2 separate regions of the Mus musculus genome follow, and region 1 is linked to region 2. Evidence: chromatin loops called from intact Hi-C (ENCODE). Cell type or tissue: left cerebral cortex. All regions are shown on one strand. Each heading gives the region's core, and the rest is flanking DNA. Links, peaks and the distances in the headings are about the cores only.

Evidence for each region. A loop is a pair of places that touch in the nucleus more often than their neighbours do. Peaks named below come from ENCODE experiments on the same cell type or tissue, not always from the same donor. Only the 100,000 strongest peaks of a DNase experiment are listed, where the experiment ranks them.
Region 1: a loop joins it to region 2, with 4 times the contacts of the local background. A loop is called at or near these places in 13 of 42 quality-filtered maps.

What each region holds. Positions count from the first base shown.
Region 1 is chr11:8,945,624-8,955,063 of GRCm38, reverse strand. Pkd1l1 reads left to right here. Exons shown (of 52, transcript XM_017314870.1): 9 at 996-1,202; 10 at 4,534-4,715; 11 at 7,698-7,919. Among named protein-coding and RNA genes, the nearest start is that of Pkd1l1, 24 kb to the left of the region's middle. In left cerebral cortex, for the core only: no CTCF peak of the experiment used is centred there; a DNase peak (open chromatin) is centred at 4,785.
Region 2 is chr11:8,856,326-8,865,765 of GRCm38, reverse strand. It overlaps Pkd1l1, which reads left to right. Exons shown (of 52, transcript XM_017314870.1): 39 at 108-284; 40 at 1,845-1,963; 41 at 4,460-4,570; 42 at 8,610-8,730; 43 at 9,423-9,440. Among named protein-coding and RNA genes, the nearest start is that of Gm40814, 60 kb to the left of the region's middle. In left cerebral cortex, for the core only: CTCF peaks have their summits at 4,703 (motif pointing right) and 5,679 (motif pointing right); DNase peaks (open chromatin) are centred at 1,587, 4,711 and 5,692.

The sequences.
Region 1 (9,440 bases), core at 573-8,572, 90 kb before region 2:
CCTGTACCCCAACCTACCCATTCCTGCTTCCTGGCCCTGGCATTCCCCTATACTAGGGCATAGAGCCTTCACAAGGGCCTCTTCTCCCATTGATAATCAACTAGGCCATCCTCTGCTACATATGCAGCTAGAGCCATAAGTCCCACCATGTGTTTTCTTTGGTTGGTGGTTTAGTCCCTGGGAACTCTGGGGGTACTGGTTAGTTCATATTGTTGTTCCTCCTATGGGTTGCAAACCCCTTCAGCTCCTTCGGTACTTTCTTTAGCTCCTTCACTGGGGACCCTGTGCTCTGTCCAATGGATGGCTGTGAACATCCACTTCTGTATTTGTCAGGCACTGGCAGAACCTCTCAGGAGACAGCTATATCAGGCTCCTGTCAGCAAGCTCTTGTTGGTATCCACAACAGTGTCTGGGTTTGGTGACTGTATATGGGATGGATCCCTAGGTGGGGCAGTCTCTGAATGGTCATTCATTCAGTCTGTGCTCGACACTTTGTCTCTGTATTCCATGGGTATTTTGTTCCCCCTTCTAAGAAGGATCAAAGTATCCACATTTTGGTCTTCCTTCATGTGGTTTTCAAATTGTATCTTGGGTATTCCGAGCTTCTGGGCTAATACCCACTTATCAGTGAGTGCATATCATGTGTGTTCTTTTGTGATTGGGTTACCTCACTCAGGTTGATATCCTCCAGATCCATCCATTTACCTAAGAATGTCATAAATTCATTGTTTTTAATAGCTGAGTACTCCACTGTGTAAATGTACCACATTTTCTGTATCCATTCCTCTGTTGAGGGACATCTGAGTTCTTTCTAACTCCTGGCCTTTATAAATAAGGCTGCTATACACATAGTGGAGCATGTGTCCTTATTACATGTTGGAGCATCTTCTGGGTATTTACTGGGGTAAATGATGGCCAGCCATTTACACTTCTAACCGCTTGCTGTACCATCAGGGTTGGCATTCAGTGACATGACCCGTCTTGTCAATTCCCAGATATGGAGGTCTCAGCCCCTGAGACTAGGAGTGACATTTGAAGCTGCCATCCTCTGTAACATTTCCCAAGGGCTTTCCTACACCTGGAGCTTTGTGAGTGCTGAGATGACCACTGTTACCCTCCCTACTGCTGTCAACACCCGCAGACAGACCATCATGCTCCCAAGCTACACACTGGAATGTGGGAACTACACCGCCATCGCCAAGGTCAGCTCACACACTGTTCCACGAGCCCTGACAAGCCAACCAATCCTCTCCACAAGCTCTAGAGAAAACCTCTTTTAGCCAATGCAAGGGAATTGCTGCTGCTGCTGTTATTGTTGTTATTGTTTAAGGTATGGGTAGAATTTTTAAAAAAATCTTTCATTTAGCTGGAAAAGTAGCTCACTGAGGAAGAGCATTCATCGCACAAGGGTGACAATGTATACAATGTGTATGTGTAACCCTAGTACTTGCGGGGAGAGGTAGAGACAGGGGAATGAATCACTACGTAGGCTGGTGCACATGTGTGCACATGTGCAAACACACACACATACATACACACACACACACACACACACACACACAATCTTTTAATTTTCCAGAGAATATATGTTCTAATTTTGTTCAAGTAATCAACAAAAAACTATTTCTGTCTTTTTTAAAAATATTTATTTATTTATTTATTATATATAATTACACTGTAGCTGTCTTCAGACACTCCAGAAGAGGGCATCAGATTTCGTTACGGATGGTTATGAGCCACCATGTGGTTGCTGGGATTTGAACTCAGGACCTTTGGAAGAGCAGTCGGTGCTCTTAACCGCTGAGCCATCTCACCAGCCCTATTTCTGTCTTTTTAAAGACTGTGCGCCTACTTTGAACTAACCCTGTGCTGGTAGAGGAATAGAAGAAGAGTATTGATGCTGCATTTAGGGAAGAAAAGGGAGGATGTCCACCAGAGGCCATGAGAGACGGACCCACTGTGACCCTCAGCCAGTACTGTGCTTGGGGCTGGAAAAATGTTCTAGATCACGTGGGAAAAGGGAAGTCACTGCGTTGAGTGACTTCATGAAGGAGGGTCCTGAACAGTTTGCTCACATGTGTAGAAACTGTGGCTGCAGGTTAGCCGTGTGTAGTGACTGGAACCAGGAAGATGGCCCTGGGTCAGACTGTAGTGAAGTCAGAAGACCAGGATGAGGAAACGGTCCTTAGGACCCAAACCTCTACAGGGGAGTGGGTGTTCTCACTATGTGGGGTAACTGGTTCCACCGAGGTTTAGTCCTAGCCCAGGCTGCAGGAAGCCCATCAGAAGGGTCCCAAATACCCAAACTGTCCCTCAAAGAAATGAGGCTACCGGGCCCTGGTGGGGAACATGAACAGAGGCTGTTCACTGTTCTCTGCTGGTCTCAGTAAGAACCAGACACTTGTCCATGGAGGACAGAAGGCTGTGGGGTGTGCTTTGAGGGCCACTGTCTTAGTCACAGGTAGGAAAATCCTATTTCTAAGATGTTTCTCTTTGGAAAGATTGACTGAAAAGTAGCAGATTTTATTTTCATGGGAGCAGAGTCCTAGGGTAGTAGCATTAGGTCACCCTGATCCTGTCATAGTCTAGAGCAGTGGTTCTCAACCTGTGATTGCAACTCCTTTGTTGGGGGGGGGGGGTGTGTCAAACTACCCTTTTACAGAGGTTGCCTAAGACCATCAGAAAACACACATTTACATTATGATTCAGTAGCAGAACGGCCGTTATGAAGTAGCAACAAAAGTAATTTTACTGTTCGGAGTCACCACAACATGAGGTGCTTAAGGATTGCAGTATTAGGAAGGTTGAGAGCCACTGGTCTAGGGGACACTCCCGGGTCACGGTGGAAACTGGCTTTTATCAGCCAGCCCTCATGTCTTGGTGCCCTGGTGGAAGCATGAGAAGGTGGAGAGTGTCCCTCGATGGGCCTGTTCGTCCTCCCAGACAAGCCTCATGCTGATGCTAACTTGGCTTTGCAGATGGCTGAATATTGATGTCACTTTTAGATGTCACTGTTAGGTTAGACTCTTCATTACTAGCAGGTCAAAAGGAAAGGAGTTGACAGTGAATCTGAGAGCTTCCCCCTCTTTACCCTTCAGGAAACTCTGGGTCTAGGATTATAGCCAAAGGGATGGGGTGAAATCCTGAAAGGATAAGCCCAGTCCTGCATAAACTGGCTGGAAGGTCGGTGGTCACAGCTAGGGCCACATATCTATCCTGTATCACTGTCTTTTGGCACATTTGCTCATTAGCTGTATCTAACTCTTCTAGCATGGACCCTGCCTGTGTCTAGGCTTTGGGGACCTCTGATGAAGTGGTTTTTTCTGACCCCTCTCATTGGCATGTTACATTTGAGAATTAGACCTCAGATTCCTGCCCCTTCCTTGGCAGCTCCACACTGAGCTGCCATCCTCCGCAGACATGGCACCTGCTCAGAGCTTGCTTGCAGCTTCAGGGTGCAGCAGGCACTGGGTAGGGGGCCCACCTAGAGAAGTTCTGACTACACATTAATTACATTTCTCATTGTGAAAGAGTACATGACCAAAGCAACTTGAGGGCTGGCTGGGCTCTTAAAGTTCATCTCAGTGGGGAGGCATGTGACGGGAGTGTGAAGTGACTGGTCACACTGCATCCTTACCTGGGAAACAGAGTGTAAAGCTCACCTTGCCTTCTCCTTTATGTCTATCTAGGAACCCAGTCTATGCCCCACCCACATTTCTCAAAGACCATTATGTGTTTTATCCCCTCCTCTGCTCCCCACACCCACTGACTCCTTAACTGTGCAGAAGGGGGACCTCTTGGCCCCATTGTCAACCCCTTTCTTTCCTATTAGATGTAACAGGGTAAAAAGAGCCAACAAATGTCAAGACCATGGAGAAACACAGTTTCCAGTGGAGGTTTGGAAACTGTCAGCCATGTGTATACAGGGAGCATGGGTATTTAAATACCTTGTCTTACTTTGCTTTCTATTGCCGTGATAAACACCGTGATGAAAGTCAATGTGGGGAGGGAAGGGTTTATTTGACTTACATATTTGAGTCACAGTCCACTGAAGGACACTAAGACAGGAACCCGACACATAAACCTGGGGCAGCAACTGAAGCAGAGACCGTGGAGAAATGCTGTTTACTAGCTTGCTCTTCCCGCTTCACCCAGTCTGTTTTCTTGTATAACCCAGGCCTAGGGATGGTACTGCCCACAGTGGGCTAGGCCCTTCCACATCAATCACCAACCAAGAAAATGCTCCACAGGGATGCCTACAGCAAAGTCTGATAAGGGCATTTTCTCAGGTGAGATTTTCTCTTCTCCAACTTGTATCAACCTGACAAAATCCAGACCAACACACACCTAGATAACTGTACATTTAGGTAGGCTTACATATTAATAGATCCATGCTGTTCCCTCCAGTCACATCCTCAGATGACTGCTGTAAGTGAGCATTGTGGAGCTGAGGGCCTGTGTCACATGTGTAGATCCAGGAAGCATCTGCTTGGTCTCATGTGATCCCCCCCCCCCTTGTCTCTGCTCTCTCAGGTTCAGATCAAGGGAAGCATGGTGTATAGCAACTACTGTGTTGGTGTAGAAGTTCGAGCTAGGGCGCCTGTCAGCGTCATCTCTGAAGGCACACACATCTTCATCTCCACGGCCACCTCAACCTTCATCATCCTCAGAGGGGCCCAGTCCTATGACCCTGACAACCCAGGGGCTGCTCTCAGGTGAGAATACAGAACTGTGAGACTCTCCGGCTCCTACTTTTTCAAGCCCTGGCTCAGGAATACTAGGAGAGTTAGTCTGGGAATTCTGCCAAAGTAGGTTGAGACATTTCTGTGTACCCGCTTTCTTTAGTTGAACTGCTCTATTCATTATCCAAGTGTAAGCCAATATAGGAAAGGAGAGTAAAATGTGAGTAGTTTTTTTTAAGGTGCTGCTTAAAACTGTGATTTTGGAATGTGCAATGTAAATGCCACCCTTTCATTAGGACTCCGTAGTCAGATGCCAGTGGGGGGGGGGGGGGGAGGCAGAGAGCTGCCTGTTAGTAAGGCTCAGCTCTGCGGTCACAGACTCTGGCCCAGACAGCCCAGCCTGACAGGCCTTTTCCAGCCTTCCACCGGGATCCTCTACCTCCCAGCATGCAGCCTCATGCAGCCTCCACTCATGCAGGCTCATGCAGGCTCATGCAGCCCTCCCCATAACCCCAGACCCCTGTTGTACACCACTCAGTCTGTGCTGTCTGTCACTAACACCTTTGTGCCACTGTCCTGTGCCTGAAGTCACCAAGCCACAAATTCCACCTCTTCCCAATGGCCTTCTCCACCTCTATCCATGAAACAAGTATTTTCGTTATTAAAAATCAATTTTTATACAATATATTCTGATCACAGTTCCCCCTCCCTCATACTATCCAATCCTCTCCACTTCCCCACTCACCCAACTCCATGCCTTCTCAGTCTCACTCTCTCTAGAAGACAAGCAGGCAATTAAACTACAATAATGAAGAGAGAGAGAAAAGCCTAAGAAACACGCACACACGCCAAGACACACACATAAATAAAATCTGTAAGAACACAAAGTCAGTAATCATAATATATATAAGCAAACATCCAGTTAGGTTTTTTTAAAAAATGTCCAAACAAAGCAATATAAGACAAGAAACCCACCCTTGTAATGCCATGCAACCAATTTTGTGTTGCCCACCTACAGCTGCCATTAGGTATGGTGTGTATACACAGTGAGGGTCTGTTGGACAAAATGCAATTCTCCTTTTTTGGGTATTTTTCAGCTGAGCATTTCTCAATTGGAGATAGCTCCTGATTAGGGCTGGTGGCTCATGTCCTCTTCCCTCTCTTGGTGCTGGGACCCCGAGGAAACAATTCTTCCAGTCACTCAGGCCAAAACTTTCCTCAGTGTTTTGATATCTCTTTCTCTCACACTTCATGCCTGTCAGGAAACCTCATTACGTCTCCCCTAGACACAACTCCCTCATACTTCCCCTGCATTGCATGGATGGAGCCACCAGGGCCTCAGCTTATGTCCACCCTCAACCACAGCCAGTCCTCCAAGACAGGATGGAGTCTTTTAAGACAAAGCCAGAGCCCTTACTTCCCTGCTCTGACCGTCTGCACACCATTCAGCTCAGAGGGAAAGCCACTGTCCTTAGCTGTGTGTTGTTCTCTACTCCCATTCCTCACTCATATGGCTGCTGTGCACTGTCCTCAGCGTTGAGTCTAAGTTCAGGGCTCTCATTGAATATACCCCTGTGCCTGCCACATGGCCCCATTCATAAACCAGCTCCTTTGTCATTGTGACCCTTCATGTCTACCACACCCAAATGTGGGATTTGATGCTTCATTAGTGCAGTGGAGGGGAGAGGTACCCTTTCCCTGGTTCTACCTATGTGTATGCTGTAGACAGCTCTCAGCTCTCAGTCCTTCACACACACACACACACACACACCACACCACACACACACACACACACACACACACCACACCACACACACACACACACACACACACCACACACACACACACACACACCACACCACACACACACACACACACACACACACACACACACACACACACACCACACCACACACACACACACACACACACACACACCACACACACACACACACACACACACACACACACACACACACCACACACACACACACACACACACACACACACACACACACAGCCTGACAGGCTAAGTCTGTATCTGTGTCACCTTCACACTGTCAACTACCAGGACACATCACAGCACCTAAAAATGAGAGCTCTGTGTCTGGGCAGTAAGGAATCTTCCGGGTGAGCAGTGGACAGCTTCTCTGCACAGCTTGTGAGTCACACTGAACACCGAGTTCTCTTGTGCCCTAGGGATGCTGCTCCCCAGTAGAGGCTCTCAGGTGGCTGCAGTGCTGCCTCATGCAGCTTCATGAACAGAAGTTACCAGAATGCAGTGCCTGCAGGCTAGACAGGGAATTGGGCTTTTAAGGTTCAGGTTTAAGCGACACTTATGGAAGCAAGTTGCCCTGATGAGGGAGGCTGACCCAGCTTCCATACTGTTTCCTGCCTGTCACACGCCTGTTTAAGCATGTCTGCCCAAGGCTGGGATGATGCTGTCTCCGCAGTCCTCCCTGATGGTGCAACTACCTTATCTTGTGGCTCATGCAATTATTATCTTACAGAAAGATGGCAAGATGGAAGGAGAATCATCTCAAGTCTCCTGCTGGCCCCATTTTTTACCAGCTCTGAGTGAAACAGGGCAAACTCCCCCCTACCTCCGACAAGGCCTCTGCCAATGTGCTTTCTTCCTAAAATTGGGATAGTGTGACATTCCTGTCTCACCATGTGAAGTTGTCTCAGAGACAAGATGTAGCATTGGCAGAGTGATTGCAAAGGAGCCTTCTACAAATTGTGAGGCCGTGTTACTTATAAGCAGGGGAGGGGGCGCCATACATAAGGAGAGGAAGGAGTAACAAAAGAAACTCCAAGGCCAGGGTACATGACACAAATCAGAAGGAAGCAAGATCCTATGTGGAGGACAGTGGTCTCTGTGCCAGTGAGTGGGAAGACAGGCCCAGCTCCTGCACCACTGATATCAAAGGGTGAGAGGTATGGTCTCTTCCAAATCACATGTGCCTTTAACACTCAGTGATGGTAACCACGCCCCTCCAATGGCTTCCCCAATAGGTATCACTGGACTTGCACAGCGGCCAGCTCACCAAGGTGGCCCTGCTTTGATAACTCTACTTCATACCAAGTGGACACGCAAGCTCCTGCCATTTCCTTCCCAGCAAAATGGCTCAGTGAATGCTGTGACCAGTTCCTTGTGACACTGACGGTCTCTAGCAGGGGACAGAACTCATCACAGGCCTTGATGTTCCTGTCTACCCGTCCTGACTTGGCCTTCAGGTACCCTTGCCCTAGTCAGAGCAGATGAGCACCCTGGCTAATGGTGGCAGCTTGAAAGGAATCTGTGTTCATGGAGCGGTATGAAATTAGGCCATGTGGGAACCACACCAGTAAGGGAGAAGTGCTTGCCAGGGAGGGGATGGTGATCTGGATAGTTCTGTGTCTCCTGGAGAAGAAGGAGTGACAAAAGAAACTCCAAGGCCAGGGTACATGACACAAATCAGAAGGAAGCAAGATCCTATGTGGAGTACAGTGGTCTCTGTGCCAGTGAGTGGGAAGACAGGCCCAGCTCTTGCACCACTAATATCAAAGGGTGAGAGGTATGTATGGTCTCTTCCAAATCACATGTGCCTTTAACACTCAGTGATGGTTAACACACAGCAGCAATTCTGAAGAATGTTGCCATGATGCCAGTGGGTCCCTCCTGTCATGCACCCATCCCCAAGATGGAAGACCAATGATTGGGGCTGACGTCAGAAGGCAGCAAAGCCATCTAATTTCCAGACTTGGGAGACTTCTGGGGATTACAAGACTGGAGGATATGCAAGTGTGGGACCGTGGAGGATTACAGAGAATCAAACCCATCAGCTTGTCATCACCAAGGCTACCAGAGTACTCATATTATAGCTCCATGGACCAAATGTAGGACTTGAGCTCAGCTGCCAGGATGGGCAAGGACACAGAAGGTTCTGGATTCCCCCTTCAAAGGGCTAGGTTATAAATGACTGAGCAGGGGGCGAATTCTAGGGGAAGCAAGTTTGTATTTGGCACAATAGTTTACACTCTCCTAAGAATGACATAACTGGACATTTATGATCAGTTTATTTCTGGGGTTTTCCATTTAATATTTCAGACCTTGGTTGACTGCAAGTAACTGAAACGTTAGACATCAGCTACAGTACCCATATCCACAGACAAATTCACACACACGCGGGTGATAGGATGTGTGGTTCCTTTTCAGAAAGCTGCAGACCTGCCCTACCATGGCCCTTCTTGCCTCCTGCATGTGGTGTTACATGGTGAAGCCATGGCTTGGCATGTGGCTGATAGTGGAAGACACGGGGAATCCTGCACACCACTTTAGGAAGTCTCCTCTGTACTTAGCCTTTTAAGGTCCTCGTATCCTCTAGCAAAGGAATTCATGTCACAAAACTCAATCTAGTCTCTCACACCACCTGATGATGTCCTAAAGAACCCAGAGTTCATGAAATGCTCTCTGGGAAGCATCCCTGAGCCAGGAAAGGGCCTGGAGAAATTTCCAGGAAGTAGCTATGGTGACTCAGAAATGTGTGTATAAAATGCAGGGCTGTGCAAGGTAGGGTCCCTGACCGCACTGTAGGCCATGGAACAGCTTATGACCCAATACCCCTGCCAAGGTGAAAAGCAAAGCTGAGCTAGATGGCTGTGGCAAAGACAAAAGGCTTGGGAAGGCCCAAGTGACACTGGTGTGTTGCTATGGAGACAAGCATGTGGGACAGAGGTGTGGAGACAGCTCAGGCATTGACTGACAGGCTGGACAGC
Region 2 (9,440 bases), core at 809-8,808:
GGTACCTATTTTGAAGTGAGATAAAGTCAGCTGGCAGTGCAAGACCAGAAAGATGGCTCTGTGGGAGGGGCACAAACAGATGTGGATGCTGGGCACCTCTCTTCCAGATCTGCTTGGCAGCACTTGTCTTTGCTTGGAAACGGAAACATGACAGCAAGTTTTTTACTGAGTCTTTACAAGATGCGACCAAGGGTCTGGATTTGGAATTGGAAGAACATTCCAGAACCCGTGTTCCTCTTTCTCCTATCTCCTATAGTCCTGACACTGCTGAGGAGGCTGAAAGGGTGAGCAGAACGGGGAGCGTTTGGATCTGCTGCTTCCACCATGAAGATGGGGATTCAGACCTTAGTTCAAATTTGGCTGTGCTTTTGGAGCCCCACTCTGTGTGTGTGTGTGTGTGTGTGTGTGTGTGTGTGTGTGTGTGAATTTCTTAAGCTTCTTTCCTTACATTTACCCCAATCCCAGTGAAATCAGAACCACAAGGAAATGAATACACTTGAAAATGTAGAGGTAATACCTGGAGAGATGGCTCAGCAGTTAAGGGAACTGATGGCTCTTCCAGAGGTCTGTGGTGTAATTCCCAAAACCTACATGGCAGCTCACAGCCATCTGTAACTTCAGTACCAGGAGAATCTGATACCCTCACACGAATATGCACATAGGCAAAATACCAATACACATTAAATAAATATATAAATAAATAGGAGTATTTATTTTATTTTACAATTTTTTAAAATTATAAAAAAAGAAAAAGAAACTCTAGAGGCTAATGAAAATTCTAATTTCTGACCACAGTTTCAGAACTTCTAAATCATTTGCTTTTCATAGGAAATGTACACCCTCTCTCTTCCCTTACTTCCACACGGACCTAGCAGTCTCCACATCCCAACCATAGGCCCACTGTTTCCTGCCTTCTTGACTCCATCCTTCACCACCAATTCTCTACACACCGGCAGGCTGCCTTCCTCCAAGGCTCTTTCTTGCTCTGGTAGCCCAGACAACTGGGTCCAACCCTGAGGCCACAGGGTAGTCCTAGCCTCAGAACCAAGAAGCCTTTGAGGAGCTCCATCCTCATCAGGATCAACTCTCCAACCCTGTGTCTGCCATCACCTTAAAGTCCTGATGCTCTACCTGCTGAGTCTCCCAGGCACTCGGCCATACTTGCAGTCCTCAGCACATAGGACATATCTGAACCACGACCACCAAGCTTCACTTCACAGCTTTTGCTCTGTATTTCTTAGAAGCCCAGCAGCTTTGTGAGGAAGGACTGAGGGGCCCAGGGGCTGCTCTCTGAACGTGCCTAGAATGGCTAAGCAGATGAGTGAGAAATGAATGGGTGACTATTTCCCATGGGTTTGCCTCTTAGCTACAGTTAGTCCTGCCCATGAACACACGTCGCTACAACATGGAAGCAATGGTGCTTTTATTACACAAGGCAAACAAAACAAAGATCATTCATGCTAAAACAAGCTGCTTTAAACTCAGTTTTCCAGTCTTTGAAGGTCTCTAACAGAAAGCAGTATGCAAATACCAAAGGCAATTGCCCCTGTGACTGGGCAGCAGTGAACGTGTCTCTCCTGTGTAGCTGTGCTTTCTAAAGGCCCAGATGAAGTCCTTGCCAAAAGAGCTGGCCTGGGACATGAGCAGAGTTTTCAAATGGGTCTACTTCATCTCGCATCGCCTCCCCAACAACACAGTGTGTGTTAACTACACAAAGTCCCTCTTTGTCCCCCTGAATGCAATGCAGAGAGCAATGATGACAGCTCTTGGATTGGCAGGGACACCAAAAGCCTCTCTTTCTCCAATGCTGACCCCAGTATGATGGTGCCCCCCTTCTGTCACAGGTCTTGGCTACCCGACAACGAGAACGCCACCTGCGCTGGGCTCAGACACCATCCAAGGCTAAGCTCAGAGTGACCGGGGAGAGACTGAGGAGAGAGAGCATCATGCAGGCAGCCCTGAGGTAGGTGAAGGCCAGAATACAATGGTCTTCCTCTGGCCCTGTCTTCTTTTTAGAGGGAATGATAAGAGATCCTGCACTTGGGAAAATCCTTTCCCATGTCTCAGCCCGTGCCAGAGGGTGAGGGACAGAGACACTGCATTTAAGGAAGGAAAGTGTTCTGGTTATATCCATGGCCCAGAGCTCTGACCTCAACTCCATCAGCCACACAGACTCACATACATCACACTGTGCCCAACACCAGACCCCGAATTGTGCTCCTCCAGCTGGCTACACAGGGCTATGAAAGTCCAAGAGCAACTGGTGTACCTCTCCATAGGCATTGAATGAGCCCAGGGACCAGTATTCTAAAATAAGTCAACAGTACAGTTTACACAGACATGTTCTGGAGATCAACTCAAAGTCCACTTCAAATATTTAGATAAAGCATCAAAGTTAGTAACTATGATACTGAGACAACCATCTCCAAACTTGACTTCAGTCAGGCTTCTTTGTCAGTGGTACCCATTCCCCTGCCCATCTGTGGTAGATACTGGAAGCAGTTCCTGGAGGAACCCTCTGCAAGGACCAGTCCATGCATGTCTCCCAGTTCCGAGTTCCAGGTTCTAGGCTTCCTGAATCCATCAAGAATCTAGAAGCTCCAGATGTTTTTCCCACAGTGATGTCATTAAAGTATGCAGTGTCCCCTCCAGTTTATTGTCTCTCTTAAAAACCCTTCCTCATCCCCCACACGTACTCAGCTCTCTTATGTAAAGAACAGGTCCTGAGACAGGTTCTTCTCCAAAGAAGAGAACCATGGCATTATTCCAATGTCAAATGTAAAGTGAGTGAAAAAGGAATTCTGAAAAGATAAAACACTGACAAAGACTTTTACATTTGTTCAGGCTGCCCATAAAAACAAGGAACCAAACCCACCAAAAACATGAATGGCAGACCTAAGTCACACACACACACACACACACACACACACACACCTTGAAGTCACATGGGTACACTAAGCACTGTGTAGCCAGTGCCCTGCAGTACCCACTTGCCCTGCTCAAGACCAGGACATGAGGGGACTGTAGATGTCTAGGTGTCTGAGAACAGGGTGGATCTGGAGCTACTGAGAGGGGTCACACCAGGGACTGCGCTGCCACGCAACCCCAGTTCACAGGCCTGTGTAACGTCTGGAACACTGGGTAGCTGATGTCCACAGAGCTTGCCGAGCTGAGCAAATCAACCTTGAGAAACCCAGCTCCTGGGCCAAATCCTCATGCTAAGAGTGCCACAAGCAGTGTCCACACCAAGGTGGACAACCAAAAACACAGCTAGAGACAACAGGCTCAGAATGGGACAAAGCTAACTCTTTATGTAGATGTCATTAGTAAAAGTCTGGGAAGGTCCCACAAAAGAAAGAAAGAAAAACAAACAAATAAAGAGGCAGTGAGAGAATTTAGAAAAGTAGCTAATGGTAACCTTAAGCACCAAGAGCCCTTATCCTTCGTAAATCAAGTAAGATGCAACACTCCACTCGAGCACAGCGAAAGACTCAGCTGCTGTGGTGTAAGCTCAATGGGAAATGCATAAAACAGTCAGGAGAGTTAAGAAACAATCCTCAAAGGTTGAAATGTAGCCTGAAAGCAGTGGGAACGCACCAGTGCCTACATCAGTGTATAGCAGGTGTCTGTCATTCTTCAGATTAATGACCCACTGTGGGATAGGACACACAAGCAATTACATGGTTGTCTAGTTTTGTCATTGCTGCTGTCCTCAAAGAGAATTGTTTACAGTCTGAGAAAGATAACATGGATTCTAGCTCAGAAATACCAAAATCCAGGACTCTTCAATGTGGAGAGTAAATCACAGATGAATGAAATAGACACCTAAATCAATGGAACAGAAGGGAGAGACCAGAAGCAGCCAATAAATAGGCCCAAGCAGTTTTATTGGCAAAAACGTTAAGACAATTCGATGTACAAGTGAATAGGCTTTTCAAAATGGGGTGGGAAAGCTGGAGGTTGATAACATAAAAGAGCAAAACCAACACAGAGGTGTTGAAATCCCATCCCAAGCTAAGAAACTATTGGCGATTGATAGGTGGTGGGAGAGAGACAGTTTTCCTTAAGGGTATGCCCAGAGTAGGTTGACCAAGCTCTAGTGGAAGGCCACATATTGCAGAGCATAAGGGCAGCACGAATTATACTTGAATGGTTAAAAAGAAAACAATAAAGACACAAACTTGAATGAGTAGGGCAAGTGGGTGGGTCTAGAAGGAGCTGGGTGAGGAGGTGAATGTGATCAAAGTACTTTTGTGCAGTTTTCAAAGAACTAATAAAAACTAAGAAAGAGTCTTTTGAAAGTACAAAGAATAAACACAGCATTTAACCCATCTCGTGCCTTTCTACAAATACATCCGAACCGGGACATAGATGCCCGGCTCCCTAAAATACTTTCCATGAGGGAAATGTGAACACACGGGATCTCTAAGGATGCTAATTCTTTAATCTCTCTTCGCAGAGACATGACCACACACAGCATCATGCTACTGCTGCTTTTGTTTATAGCATATGGGAGATTCTGCCCAGGTGAAATTTCTCTCAATCATGCCATCAGGAAAGCATTTACAAGGTAGGAGGATTGGGGGGCTCTTGCAGATCTGGGGAGTGTTGCACTAATTCATGGTCATTACACCCATGTTCAAAGACTTCAGGCTCTGGGTTCCAGAATCAGTTTCCTTCACTGTGTTCCAGAAGGGGGCGCCCTACAGACGATCTACCCACACCTCCTGTCAATTTCACCTATCCAAGACTGTGCCCAGAGAAAGGTCTTCATCAAAGCCTGTGTCTGAAGTCTGTGAAAGGCTGTCTAATTACCCATGTTAACGGAGGGCTCCATTTGCAGACTTTGGCAGGTGCTTGGCATCTCATTTGGGGTCAAAAGTGAAAGAAGTTCTAGGCCTGAGAAAGTCATATCATCTATTTTGCAGAAAAATATCAGTGTTCTTTAACCAAAGGCTACAGTCACAATTCATGATTCCTGATACCCAATTTCAAACTGTGCTTCTCTGCCAAGCATTCAAGTGTTCATTGTTTTTATTTCCTACTTTTAATTGCAGCAGGATTTGCATTATAAAGAAACACTGACCAAGGGAGCAGTTTAAGGCAAAGGCCCACTCCCATTCATCTGACACATGGGTACCTTTTTGGGGTCCTGACACCTCTGAGATTCGGATGCCCAATGAAACGAGTGGATACATTTAGAACATTCCTTAGTCAGTGAAAGTTACCAACTGGGCAGTTTCTTCAAGGCAGTGTGACTCTGGCGATATGGATTATCATTGCTTACTTTCTACTGACAGAACAACTCTACACACTCCAGGGTTTCCTTTCTCTTCTGTAAGGAATATTTTAATACTCATTTCTGTAGCATTTTTATGAATGTGTTGCCTTTGAACAATTCATCTCACCTTTTTGCTTTAGGGACATATTTTTAGATTCTGTAAGGCAGAGGAACACAGGCACCCTGCTAGATGGTGACTCCCAGATGTCATTCCCTTTATTCTTATTACTTTTTAGCAAGGTACTGCCTGGAAGCCCCAGTACTTGAACTTGCCATGACTCAATAATCCCAGGACTGCTAAAGCTCTAGGGAAGCTACATGGTAGTTTCTGAGTCCCATTTTCCAACGCCACAGTTAGCTTCTACTTGGACAACTTAGTTCTTCTGTATGAACAGGTGCGTAGATTATGCCAGGAGGGGGCGCTGTGAGCAAAACAAAGAGACCATGTGGGGCCTTTTTTAGACATGGAAATCAAAACACAAAAACCACTGATTTGGCTAGTTTATTTTTATCTCACATTTCACGAATTCCTTTTTCTTTGACATTTCTCATATGCCTCTCGATTGTCAAATATTCCAGCTGAGATAACATCTGTAAAATTCCTGTACTCTTGGACCTGGTACACTCAGGTAACCCTCCCAAATGTTGACCCAGGTGGGCTTAGAGCCTCATGTTTCCCACAAGGATAGAGACCTCACTGCCATATTTATATGTCATAGTTCAAAATGGAATGTTTAAAGTGGACCCTCTCTGCCTCACCCATCCCCCCAGTCCTAATCCTTAAAATCAACAAGTCCCTAGGGGCTGTTATTTGTAGCATTCTGGGGGCAGGGCAAGCCTAGGAAAAGTGAATCCGATGGAATCCAAGGGGTGCTCTCTTGGCTCCCTGTGGCTGGCAGCCCTTTGCTCCTGGCTGCTGCAGCATCCTCTATAAAGTTAGGATAAGTAAGATTCTAGATTTCTGTCTTCAAAAAAATTACTCTAATATCAGATTGTGTCACATTTAATTTGTGTTTGAAGTACTTCTGAACTCAAAGTCTTCATGAAATCTCAAGTCAACAAAACTTAACTGAGCCACAAGTGAGGTGAGGCAAAATCCTTGCTCCATCCCAGTGGTCTTCTCGCTGGACTGGAGCTGTGGGCCCATTTGATATAATTGCTGTAATTAGTGCACACAGGACCAGGCTATGGTTGGATCCTTTGGTTCACCTCTTGCTCTCCAGTGTGCCATGAAGGAGCACGATGGTTCCTTTGTGTGGGGATGTGTGAGCTCTGGGTAGCAGCAGGTGTTTCTTGACAGCTTCATTAATGTGGTCCCAACGGGGAGCAAGTATGGCAAGTGATAACATTTCTCTAAATTCTGCAAGCTTGGGCCAAGGGTGCAGTTCACTGGCAGATCACATGCTTAATGTGGGCAAAGACACCTTGGGTTGATGCCCCAGTACCTCAAAATCTACTGTGGGTGTGGGGGTGTGTTTGTGTGTGTGTATGTGTGGAGAGATGGTTCAGTGGTGAAGGATACTGGCTGCTCCTCCAGAGAACTCTGCTTCTGTTTCTTACACCCATAGAGCTGCTCATAACAATTTGTAACTGTAGTCCGAGGGGATCCAATGCCCTCTTCTGCCCTCTGAAGGTACCAGGCACACACATGATACACAGAAGTGCATAAAAAGAAAACACCCATACACATAAAAAATAAATAAATTTTTAAAAGCAATTTTAAGTGTTATGGGAACTCAGTATAGACATTAAACATATGCTAGCTTGTTTTTTCAAACAGATATGGGCCTTACCTAGCGGCAGGTGTGCAGTAAGCTTGTCTGCCGATGTTCCTCCCTGCCTCCCTCCCTCTGTGTCTTTGGACAGTGCTTTCTCCCTGGGGCTGTGAATATTTTCAGGGTTTTACCAGCTGTATTTGTGCCTCTCACGCTGACTCTGCCTCCTTTCCAAGAAATGCTGTTTCTCCATCAGAGCCTCTAGATGTCCCCTGCAGCTCTCCCACTTGCTTAGGATTTGACAAGATTGGCCAAGTTTTCAGAAAAGTATGGAATTAAGAATGAGCAGTCAGTAGATTAAGCTCCATAACAATAACAACGACAACACACATAAGTGGATGGGTAGGAGACAAACTCTACTCAAGGAAAGGGACCTGGGGCTGGAGAAGCTCTGTGGTTAAGCGTGCACAGTGCTCTTCTAGAGGACCCAAGTTCAGTTCCCAGCACCCATGCCCAGCAGCTCATAACTAACTGCCTGCAACCCCAGCTCTAGAAGGGCCAGTTCTCTCTTTTGGTGTTTGCAGTTACCTGCATACATATCACACACACACACACACACACACACACACACACACACACACACACACACATAGAAATCTAGAAGAAAAGGAGGAGGGAGGGAGGGAGGGAGGGAGGGAGGGAGGGAGGGAGGGAGGGAGGGAGGGAGGAAGAAGGAACTAAAATAAGTCAGCTTGATAGCTCCTGGGCTATTGCTTACACAGGTTAAGGAGGGAGATGATGGATGTGTGTACGTTCAGTGTATATAAATTGCTGATCAGAGTATTTGTTTCCCCATTAACATATTTTGAAGGCTTTTCCTTGCCCTTGGTTCCTTTTGGATTAGACTGTCTATCTACCTTTCTTACATGGTTGTAAGTTATTACAGCCCTTAAGGAGTCCCTGCCCCACACCTGGGCAGAGACTATCTGGCACGAAGCATCCTCTTGCCAGCTTCTGAGGTTGTATCCCTGAACATGAAGTCAAGAGATGCCTGTCCCAGGCTTTCTGGCTGCTGTGCACTGGCTCAAGTGACCTAATGCTCAGCTAACCAAAAGTGCTCAGAACATTCCATCCACTCTCACTTGGTGACCTAAGGCAAAGCCTACCTTGTAATCAAGTGTTGAACATCTCCTAGAATTGGATACTGAGCTACAAGTGAAAAGCTCAAGTGTTGGCGGGTGTAATTTTGACCACGGTAGAGTTAAAAGATCATCAGTTGTAACTGTTATTGTAGGCTGCATATTCAGCTATATACAGTTTCTTTGTTTCCCCACAGGACAGGGATCTGGTCTTGTTTCCCAGTGTCTACAAGAATGCCTGGTACTTAGTACTTGCCCAGTAATGTTTGTTGAGTGAATGAATGAACATTGCTTCCCACCGTTTCTCTTGCCTGTTGCTGAGGAGCAAAGTGAATTCTGGGGTTGTACCTCATCTTACAGATCCTTTGGCCTAATTCCCACAGACGTGGAGGTGGAAAAAATGGCAACTTTTCCCTTGCTTGGAATTGTTCTTAAGAATTCATATATACTTTTTTGTTTTGTTCTTGAATTAAGAAAGGCCAATCACTCCTTGGGGGACCTCAGCAGCACAGAAGACTGGTGGGACTGGACGCTGAGCACACTGCTAGATGAGCTGTACCCAGAAAGAACATCTGCTAGAGCCTGGGGGGCTCAGGTAAGTTCCTTTCCTATCTGTCGGACACTATATGGCAGTGGGGAGAAGCCACAGTGCAGTGTAGGGGCTTCTCCATGGCGCCAGTGCCATGGCAGGCAAAGAACCCTGTCACTCTTCTTGCCTGGAATCCATGTTAAGCCAGTCACATCCTCCTGTCAATGCTGGCCAGTCCGAGCAGGGCCTAGACACTTACAGGGGTTCAGGGTGAGACTGAGGAAGAAGCTAGCTCGCTTCTTGCCTGACAGAAGCTCAGGAGTTCCCAGAGCAGAAGAGGAGCCAACAGCTAAGGCAACATCGTTAGGGAAGCTTCCAGAAAAAGGCAAGGTTGATCCAAAGTTTGTATTATCTAATCCCTTATTCAGCTTTCACTTTCTTTCCTCTTTTGAAAAATATACAATCTTTGTCTTCTATTCCTGAAACACTTTGTCCCAGTTTGTCTCCTTTTGTTGTATTCAATGAGTTGTGGAGGCACCTGGGTCATTCATATGAGGTGAACTTCATGGGGAGGCGTCTGAATGATTTCCTTCTCCAAAGAGGAGGCTGGGGAGGGAGTGCTGGTTGCATCCTCAGTGATAAAAGGGGGATGGACCTCTGATTCCACGGATGCAGGGACCTGTGCATCCTCAGCCTTGTCAGTCATGCTTTGCAGGGGCCAATTGAAGTTCATAGCTGTCACACGTTGCCTCTTTCAGCCTGGAGCTCTTGGAGGG